Regions from separate parts of the Homo sapiens genome. Here region 1 is linked to region 2. Evidence: read pairs that join two places in POLR2A ChIA-PET (ENCODE). Cell type or tissue: IMR-90. All regions are shown on one strand. Links, peaks and the distances in the headings refer to the core of each region. The heading gives the core; the rest is flanking DNA.

What was found. Peaks named below come from ENCODE experiments on the same cell type or tissue, not always from the same donor. Only the 100,000 strongest peaks of a DNase experiment are listed, where the experiment ranks them.
Region 1: POLR2A ChIA-PET joins it to region 2 with 7 read pairs; 2 of 35 experiments call an interaction of 5 or more read pairs at or near these places.

The regions. Positions count from the first base shown.
Region 1 is chr3:8,849,669-8,854,067 of GRCh38, reverse strand. It overlaps LOC107984112 (a long non-coding RNA gene), which reads left to right. Exons shown (of 2, transcript XR_007095814.1): 1 at 1-1,189. Among named protein-coding and RNA genes, the nearest start is that of OXTR, 82 kb to the right of the region's middle. In IMR-90, for the core only: no CTCF peak of the experiment used is centred there; a DNase peak (open chromatin) is centred at 2,177.
Region 2 is chr3:8,916,682-8,921,080 of GRCh38, reverse strand. All of the region lies in intron 7 of RAD18 (RAD18 E3 ubiquitin protein ligase), which reads left to right. Among named protein-coding and RNA genes, the nearest start is that of RAD18, 45 kb to the left of the region's middle. In IMR-90, for the core only: no CTCF peak of the experiment used is centred there; no DNase peak of the experiment used is centred there.

The DNA.
Region 1 (4,399 bases), core at 152-4,151, 67 kb after region 2:
CACGTAGCTGTCTTCCTCCACACACTGCCAATCTTATCATTCTATTCTACCCTGGCATGTTACTGACTTTTATTAGTGCCTTGCCATTACCTAGAAAATCAAGTCCACATCCCTAAGGGTGGCATTCAAAGCCCTCCATCAGCTTTACCAAAGCCTATCCTCTTAGCTGCTACACTGAACTGCTTTCCAGAAGGCCTGGGAATGAATCTGCCTCTGCCTCCTATTAGCTATGAAGCCTCGGGCTAGTCAATTTCCACTGAACGTCAGTTTTCACATCTATAAAATGGCAAAACCATCCTGCAAGACTGATGTTCTGCCCACACCACAGTTGTTTACTGCCTGTGTGTTCTTTGATGGGTTGGTTCCCATTTCTTGCCAGTTCTTGGATATTTTGAATAGCACCCCGAATTATTTTTCTGTTGCTGCATAACAAATTGCCACAAACACAGTGGTTTCACAATCCTTTATTATTTCGCAGTTTCTATAGTTCAGAGTCTGGGCACAGCAGAGCTGGATTGCCCGTTCAGGGTCTCACAAAGCAACATCAAGGCGTTGGCTGGGGCCCCATGGTGATCTAGAGGATAGGGTCCTCCTCTGAGCTCATTCGGGATGTGGGCAGAATTCAGTTCCTTTTGTCTATGGGGCAGAGTCCCTGTATTCTTGCTGGCTCTCAGCTGGAGGTTGATCTCAGCCCCTAGAGGCCATGCTCAAGTCCTAGCCATGTGGGCCTCTTCCAGCACGGCTACTCACATCTGCAAAGCCAGCAGGAGAATCTCTCTCCAGCCTGCTAGGACAGAGTCTTACATAACACAACCCAGTCAGGGAAGTGACTCCCCATCATGTTCCCAGGGCCTGACCGCTGGGGAGGACCCAATGGGAGGAGATTTTACAGAGCATGTGCATCGGGAGCTGGGAATCTTGGGGCTACCTTAGAATTCTGTCCAGCACAAACCCCGTTACCTCTCAGCACTGTGAGTTGAAAAAAAAACAAAAGGGCTTAGCATAGGGCCTGGCCTGCTGTTTGTCTTTTATATATATTCATTAAATCTCTTTCTCTGACTTATTCATGATTACTGGAGGGCAAAGGATCCCACCTTGTTGTTTTCTCTGTATCTCCAGCACCTGGCATATGGCACGCCCAGGACCCATGGTCCCCTGCGAGTGGAAGGATAGATACAAATGGAGACAGGTAAGGGGCTTCAGGAGGAGCCAAGGAGCAGGGTGGGGGCTGGAGGGCAGGCTCAGATATAAGCAGGCAGAGGGTATCTGTGGTGACGGAAGGCACGTTTTGCCTCCCTCCGCTGTCTCAGATCCCATGCTATGTCACCCTCAGCCTTGGTTGCTGCTGCTACTAACAAATGAGCTGTTCATGCCACCCCCACAAGAGTCTCTGTAGAGGATCCTGGAAGAGCTGCTCCAGAAAGGAAGGGAGGCACCGGGCACCTGCCCAATTAGCTTGGTGACCTCTCTGGTGCAGAGGCTGTCTTCTCTCATCCTGCTCTTTCCCCCAGAGGGGCCCAGTGGGACAGTCCTGAAAATGCAATGTAGAAATCCCAGCTGAGGTGCCCTCCAGAATCCAGGGCTCCAGCTGTGAATACTTCAGCAAGAAGGAGCCTTGTGCCAGGGAAGGTGGCGGAGGGCGGGGTGGAAGAATTGACAGGGCTGGTGTGAGGAATTAGGGCGCTTGGATAACCAGGTGCAAAGGGAGTTCTGCACCCATGCCTTTGCTTATGTCCTTCCCCCAGAGCCCAGTCCTTGCCCACCTCCTTCATGGTGCTTTCCTCCAACACCCCTGAATGAAAGCAGCTGGCTCTTGTTGTTCATGGGCAGTGGGTTTCAGTGAAGGTCTCTGGAGCAGAGTTCAGGACCCCCTAGGTCCTACTTTGTCTAGTAACATGCTATGCAGATGGGGCATGTCAGTTACTTCCTCTAGGAATCAAATTTTTGTACCCTTTAAATGAAGGATCTGGAGCCCAGGACCTCTAGGGTGTCTGTCAGTTTCACATTTGGAAACGCTTCAATTCCAAAGACCTATCTTATCTTATTCTGGTATCTTGCTTTTGTCCCTTCTCCTGCTGGCCTTGAGCTAGGGCTGTGCATGGCCTCGAGCTAGGGCTGTGCATGGCCTCAGTGCTTCCATGTGGGCTGAATTTCATACCACAGATGTTTGCTGAATGAACATCATGCCTGGGACTACTGGTTCTATTTTTAGGAGCGTGCTGGAATTTCTAACCAGACTGTGAGCTTCCTGAGGTTAGGGTTTGGAGTGTGCCGCACCTCAGAACCCAGAGGAGACTGAGAAAGGACCCAGGGAACACTGGGGATGAAAACTTTCTATACTCTCTCCATCTACATAACAAACAGAACTCATTCCTGTATTTTGGAAAACACAGACATCTGCACTTTGTCCCCAGAGATCCTGATTTAATTGGCCTATGGTTGGACCTGGGAGGTGATGTTATCCGGAAGCTACCCTAGATGATTGAGCTGGGGTGAGAAGCCCTGGGCTCAGTTAATACCTGAGAGCAGTTCCACCTCTGCCATTCTGTGACTCCTGCACTCCCCATACGTGCTGTTGGTACAGGGCAGAGGAGCCCTATGTGTGAAAACTACTTAGGGCTTTACATTTTTTACTGGTAATAGGAGTTGTGAATCTTCTTGATGAAGCTCATATTTTATGCTTGGTTCTTTGTAGACATTCTCTTTTAATTGAGTCTTCATAGCAACTCTGTGAGATCAATTTCATGATTGCCATTTTAGAGATGAGGACTCGGGAGCTCAGAGAGGGGACTTGATCTGCACAAGGTCACACAACGAGCTAATCAGTGGCTGAGCTGGGATTTGACCCCATATCTGTCTGACTTCAAACTCCATGCTCTTTTCAAACTGGAAAGCTCAAGATAAGTAGCCATTTAGGTAGTTTTTTGGAAATATGCAATTTGGAGCTACTTTAGTACCTAACCAGGGAAAGGGAAGTCTCCCTCTTTTCTGTTTTGGTTATACATTATCCCTAAAGCATCTGGTTCTGCTGCCTTTGACAAAGATGCTCTCTTCTTGAACCAAACTTTAGTCCGGCTCCTCTGAACCTGCTTCTCAACTAGGCCTGGACATTTGTGCTTTTGCGTTTGTCTCTATATTGCCTTGAATGGTTAAAAAAAAGCGCGGCTGGGCGTGGTGGCTCATGCCTGTAATCCCAGCACTTTGGGAGGCTGAGGTGGGCAGATCACGAGGTCAGGAGTTTGAGACCAGCTTGAGCCACATGGTGAAACCCCATCTCTACTAAAAATAACAAATTAGCCAGGTGTGGTGGCATGTGCCTGTAATATCAGATACTCAGGAGGCTGAGGCAGGAGAATCGCTTGAACCCAGGAGGCAGAGGTTGCAGTGAGCCGAGGCCACAGCACTCCAGCCTGGGCGACAGAGCAAGACTCTGTCTCAAAAAGAAAGAAAGAGAAAGAAAGAAAGAGAAGGAAGGAAGAAAGGAAGGAAGGAAGGGAGGGAGGGAGGGAGGGAAAGTGTGGCATATATGCACAATGGAATATACTATTCAGGCTTAAGAGAGAAGGAAATCAATCCTGTTGTTTTCAACAGCATGGATGAACCTGGAAGACACTATGCTAAGTGAAATAAGCCAGTCACAGAAACACAAATACTGCAAGACCCTGTTTATATGTGGAACCTAGAAAAGTTGAACTCATAAAAGCAGAGAGTAGAATATTGGTCACCAGAGGATGGAAGAGTGGGTGGTTGAGGAATGGGGAGATATTGATCAAGGGGTGTGCAGTTTCAGTGAGATAAGAGAAATGAGTTTTGCTGATCTATTACACAGAGTAGTGACTATAGTTAATAATAATGTATTGTGTATTTCAAAATTGCTACAAGAAGGCCAAGGCAGGAGGATTGCTTGAGGCCAGGAGTTTGAGACCAGCCTGGGCAACATAGCAAGACCCCCAGCTCTACCAAAAAAAAAAAAAAAAGTTAGCCAGGTATGGTGGCTCATGCCTGTAGTCCTAGCTACTCAGGGTGCTGAGGTGAGAGGATCACTTGAGCCCAGGAGTCTGAAGTTAGAGTGAGCTATGATCATGCCACTGCACTCCAGCATGGGTGACATAGTGAGACTGTCTCAAAAAAAAAAAAAAAAAGCTAAATGAGTAGATTTTAAGTAATTTCATAACCCAAAAAATGTTAAGTATGTGAGGTGATGGATATGTTAATTAGCTTGATGGAATCATTCTGCAATGTAAACATATATCAAAACATCAAGCTTGACCCACATAGGAAGACCCCATCTCTCCAAAGGAAAAAAAAAAATGCTGGTTGTGGTGGCACACGCCTGTGGTCCCAGCTACATGAGTGACTGAGGTGGGAGGATCACTGGGGCCCAAGAGATCGAGGCAGC
Region 2 (4,399 bases), core at 144-4,143:
CTGCCTGAAAATAAGTTATATAGTGTTTACCCTTTACCCCTAAATATGTCCTTGTATTATTTCTTAAGAAAAAAAGATTCTCTTTTATTGCCACTGTAGTTAGTACTTGTAGTAGATTTAACTTTGTTATAATACTTTTATTCATCTATCCAGTTTTGTTAGTGGACCCAATAATAACCTTTGTAGATTTTTTTTCCTGCAGTACATGATCCAGTTTTGGATCACATATTGCATTTCGTGGTAATATCTTTTCAATCTCTTTCAATCTAGAATAATTCCTCAGCCTTTCTTTGTCTTTTATGACACTGGCCTTTTAAAAGAATACAGTCTTTGTTGTGTGTGTGTGTTTTTCAAGTAAAATCTTCTCATTCTGGCAGAAAATTCAGATTATGCCTTCCTGGCCAGAATACTATATAAGTGATGTTTTGTCTTCGGAATATTACATCTAGAGCCATTTGACATCTGTGTACCCCTCATTTGTGATATCAGGCCTGATCACCTGGCCAGTTTCTCTCTGGTTTATACTTTACATCCGCTGCCTTGCTACTAATAAGAAGTCTGCAGAGACACTTCAACACTATGTAGCTATTCTATACCTCATTAAGATTTCACCCCTATATTTAGCATCCTTTGGTAATTTTTCTCTAAACTATTCTTTTCTGTGATAGTTGCAAAATGATGATTTTTCAACTTTAGCATTGGTTTCACAGTTGCTAATTGATACTTGGCATGATTCTGAAAACAAGAGCCCTTCCCTCTGCCTTATTATTATTTTCTTTTTCTTTTTTTTTTTTTTTTTTTTGAGACGGAGTCTCGCTCTGTCGTCCAGGCTGGAGTGCAGTGGCACGATCTCGGCTCACTGCAAGCTCCGCCTCCCAGGTTCACGCCATTCTCCTGCCTCAGCCTCCCGAGTAGCTGGGACTACAGGCGCATGCCATGCCTGGCTAATGTTTTGTATTTTTAGTAAAGATGGCATTTCACCGTGTTAGCCAGGAAGGTCTCAATCTCCTGACCTCGTGATCTGTCTGCCTTGGCCTCCCAAAGTGCTGGGATTACAGGCGTGAGCCACTGCGCCCGGCCTGCCTTGTTATTTTCTTATTTGTCTCTTATGAATATGGATTCACAGATTTTTAACTCATTACTTCTCTTAATTATTTTCGTGTTTGTATTTTTCCACATTTGGCCAGCAGGAGTGTCTTCATTCTAATTCCTGTCCTCATGACATACACCCCCATTATTTTCATTACCGTCTTCTTATTTCTAACATAACAAGATATTGCAGACTTTTCTTGCTCTTCCATGCCCCAGCCCTGAAATCAGCCATTTCTTTGAGGAGCGCTGGTCCTTTTTATTGGTGAAACCAAGATATGGCTACCAGCTATGCTCATTGCTACTTGGTGTCTTTGCTTCTAGGCTATTTGAGCAGATGAAGCTGGGAAATATATGCATATATGTGCATATATATACATACGCACACGTGGATACATATATACATACACATGCATGTATGCATATATATACATGTAAATCCATGTACACTTACATGTTTCAAGGCTCTCAAAAGTATTTCATACTGTAGCAGTTTTGTTTTGTCTCCAGAGCATTAATTGCCTGTTGGATCATTTTTATGATGGTAGCTTTAAAATTCTTGTCAGATAATTCCAGCAACTGGGTTGTCTCAGGTATTGGCATCTTGTCTTTTTTCATTCGAGTCGTGATTTTCCTGGTTCTTAATATGTCAAGTTTTTTTTTAAATTGTATTCTGAGTATTTTTTATATTCTAATGACATTCTAGGTTCTATTTAAATATTCTAATTTAGCAGGAAGTCATCTTGTTTAAGTTTAGCATGCAGATCCTGGCCTATTTTTGTAGGCTGTGGTTCTAATGATGATTTAGTTCCCAGATCCCTTGAAATGTTATTTTGGTCTACTTTATTTAATTGCTACCTAGAGACTGTTGTGAATACCTGATATTCCACACTGTGGTTCAGTTTTCAAACCTTTTGGCATATTAATTGTAAACAATTTCACATGTTGGTCGGGGATGCCCTGCACAGGCTGAAGGAATTCTTTTCTCCAGTTTCCTTCTCTTTGATATTCTCTTCTCAGTTATTAGTTGAGAGGGTGCAGTTGTCAGCTGCCATCATTGGATGGGGTGTAGAAGTCTGAGCTCCTCACTAGGCTTCCACTGACATTGTTGCTATGGGAGGACATCCTGCACTAGGACCCCTTCCACCTCTGGTTGATGGGTAGAAGTCCATGCTCCCCACTTGCTCTCTGATAATACTGCACAGGGCAGGGAGCATCAGCAGTGTTTTGCTTGGGTAGGTCAAGTATTATCAAGGTTTCTGGGTACCCTCTTTTTCAGTCCTTTGCTTATAAAGAGTAGATTTTTCTTGAGGCTTTTTTGTCTGTTTCTCTTGATGGCTCTGGACTTCTCCAGAGCATAGTCTATAAGATACAGAATACAAAGACACCCCAGGGTGACACACAGTGTCATTCCTCACATGCTGAGATCTTAGCCAGTCCATCTTCCTCTTTCTACTTTCCAGAGTTCTCTTATAGTTGTCTGTTATATATCAGGGTTTTTAGTTGTACTTAGCGGAGAAATGAGTCTAATCCATCTTGTTTGGAAGAAGAAATACTTTTTAATGTATTTTAAATTTCTGTTTTAGGGGCAAACACATTTAAGATTATGTCTTCTTGGTAAATTGACCCTTTTATCACGATATAATTTCCCTTTTTTTTTTTTTTTTTTTTTTGAGATGGAGTTTCACTCTAGTTGCCCAGGCTGGAGTGCAATGGCACCATCTCAGCTCACTACAACCTCCTCCTCCTGGATTCAAGCGATTCTCCTGCCTCAGCCTCCCAAGTAGCTGGGACTACAGGCATGAGCCACCATGCCGTGCTAATTTTTGTATTTTCAGTAGGGACGGGATTTCACCATGTTGGTCAGGCTGGTCTCGAACTCCTGACCTCAGGTGATCCACTCGCCTCGGCCTCCCAAAGTGCTGGGATTACAGGCATGACCCACTGCGCCCGGCCCCTAATTTCACTCTTTATCCCTGATAACATTCATTGTTCTGGAGCCTATTGCGCCTCATATTAATAAAGCTCCTCCAGGTTTCTTTTCATGACTGTTTACATGAGACATCTCTTTCCATACTTTTATTTTTAACCTATCTTTTTATTTAAAATGGGTTATTTTTGATAGTATATAGTTTGGTCTTGCTTTTTTATCCAATCTGACATCCTCTGTCTCTTAATTGGTGTTTTAAAACCCTTTCTTTAATGTAAATACTGGTGCAGTTGGCTTTGAATTTAATATCTTGCTGTTTTTTCCTTTGTTCCGTCTCCTTTTTGTTATCTTTTTTTGCTGTTTTTTGGATTGAGCATTTTTATTATTATATTTTATTTCTATTATTGTCTTATTACTTTACCTCTTTTTCAAAAAATTTTAGTGTTCTCTCTAGGGTTTGCAGTGTACATCTTTCATTAGTTACAGTCAAGTAATTATACAGCCTCACTTGTAAGAAACTTTTAACAGCATACTCCCAACTCCTAATTCTTTGTATTGTTATTGTCATGAATTCCTTTTACATATACTGTTAAACCATTACATTGCTATTGTTTGTCCATTAAACAGTTATCTTTTAGAGTAGTTAAAAACGAGAAAAAAGTATATTTTATACTTATCTTCATGTTTACCATTTTCACCAGTTTTCATTTCTTCTTAGGTAAGTTTCTCTCTGGTTCTTCTAATTGAAGAACTTGTTTTAATACTTTTTGTAATGGAGGGCTGCTAATAATACTTTCTCTCAGCTTATGATTTCCTCAGAAAGTTTTTGTGTTTCACTTTTGAAAGATATTTTTATTAGAATTCTGGATTGGCGGGCTTTTTTCTAATGCTTTAAAGATGTCACTCTATTGTTATCTGGCTTGAATAATTTCTGATGAGAAGTGTAATGTAATTCTTGATTTTTCTTTATATAATGTGTCTTTTTCCTCTGATGGCCACATGATTTTGTCTTTGTGTCTATATGCATGTTGTTGTCATTTTGGGTTTGTTTTTATATCTGTGTTGCTTGATCTTTGAAATTCTTGCATTTGTGGTTTGGTGTCTTTCTTATATTTGGCAAATTCTAGACAGTTCTTCAACGATTTCTTCTCCTCCCTTTTTTCTTCTTCTGTGATTTCTATTATGTGTATATTTCTTGATATTGTCCCATAGCTCTTAGAGGCTCTGTTCTGTTACAATTTTTTTTCTTTTTCCTTTTTTTCTCTCTCTGTGTTTCAGATTGGATAATACCAATCCAATTTTAGGTTCACTGATTCTTTCCTTAGCTGAGTCAAGTTATCTGTTACTGTGTTGGTTTTATGTGTCTATATCTATATATCT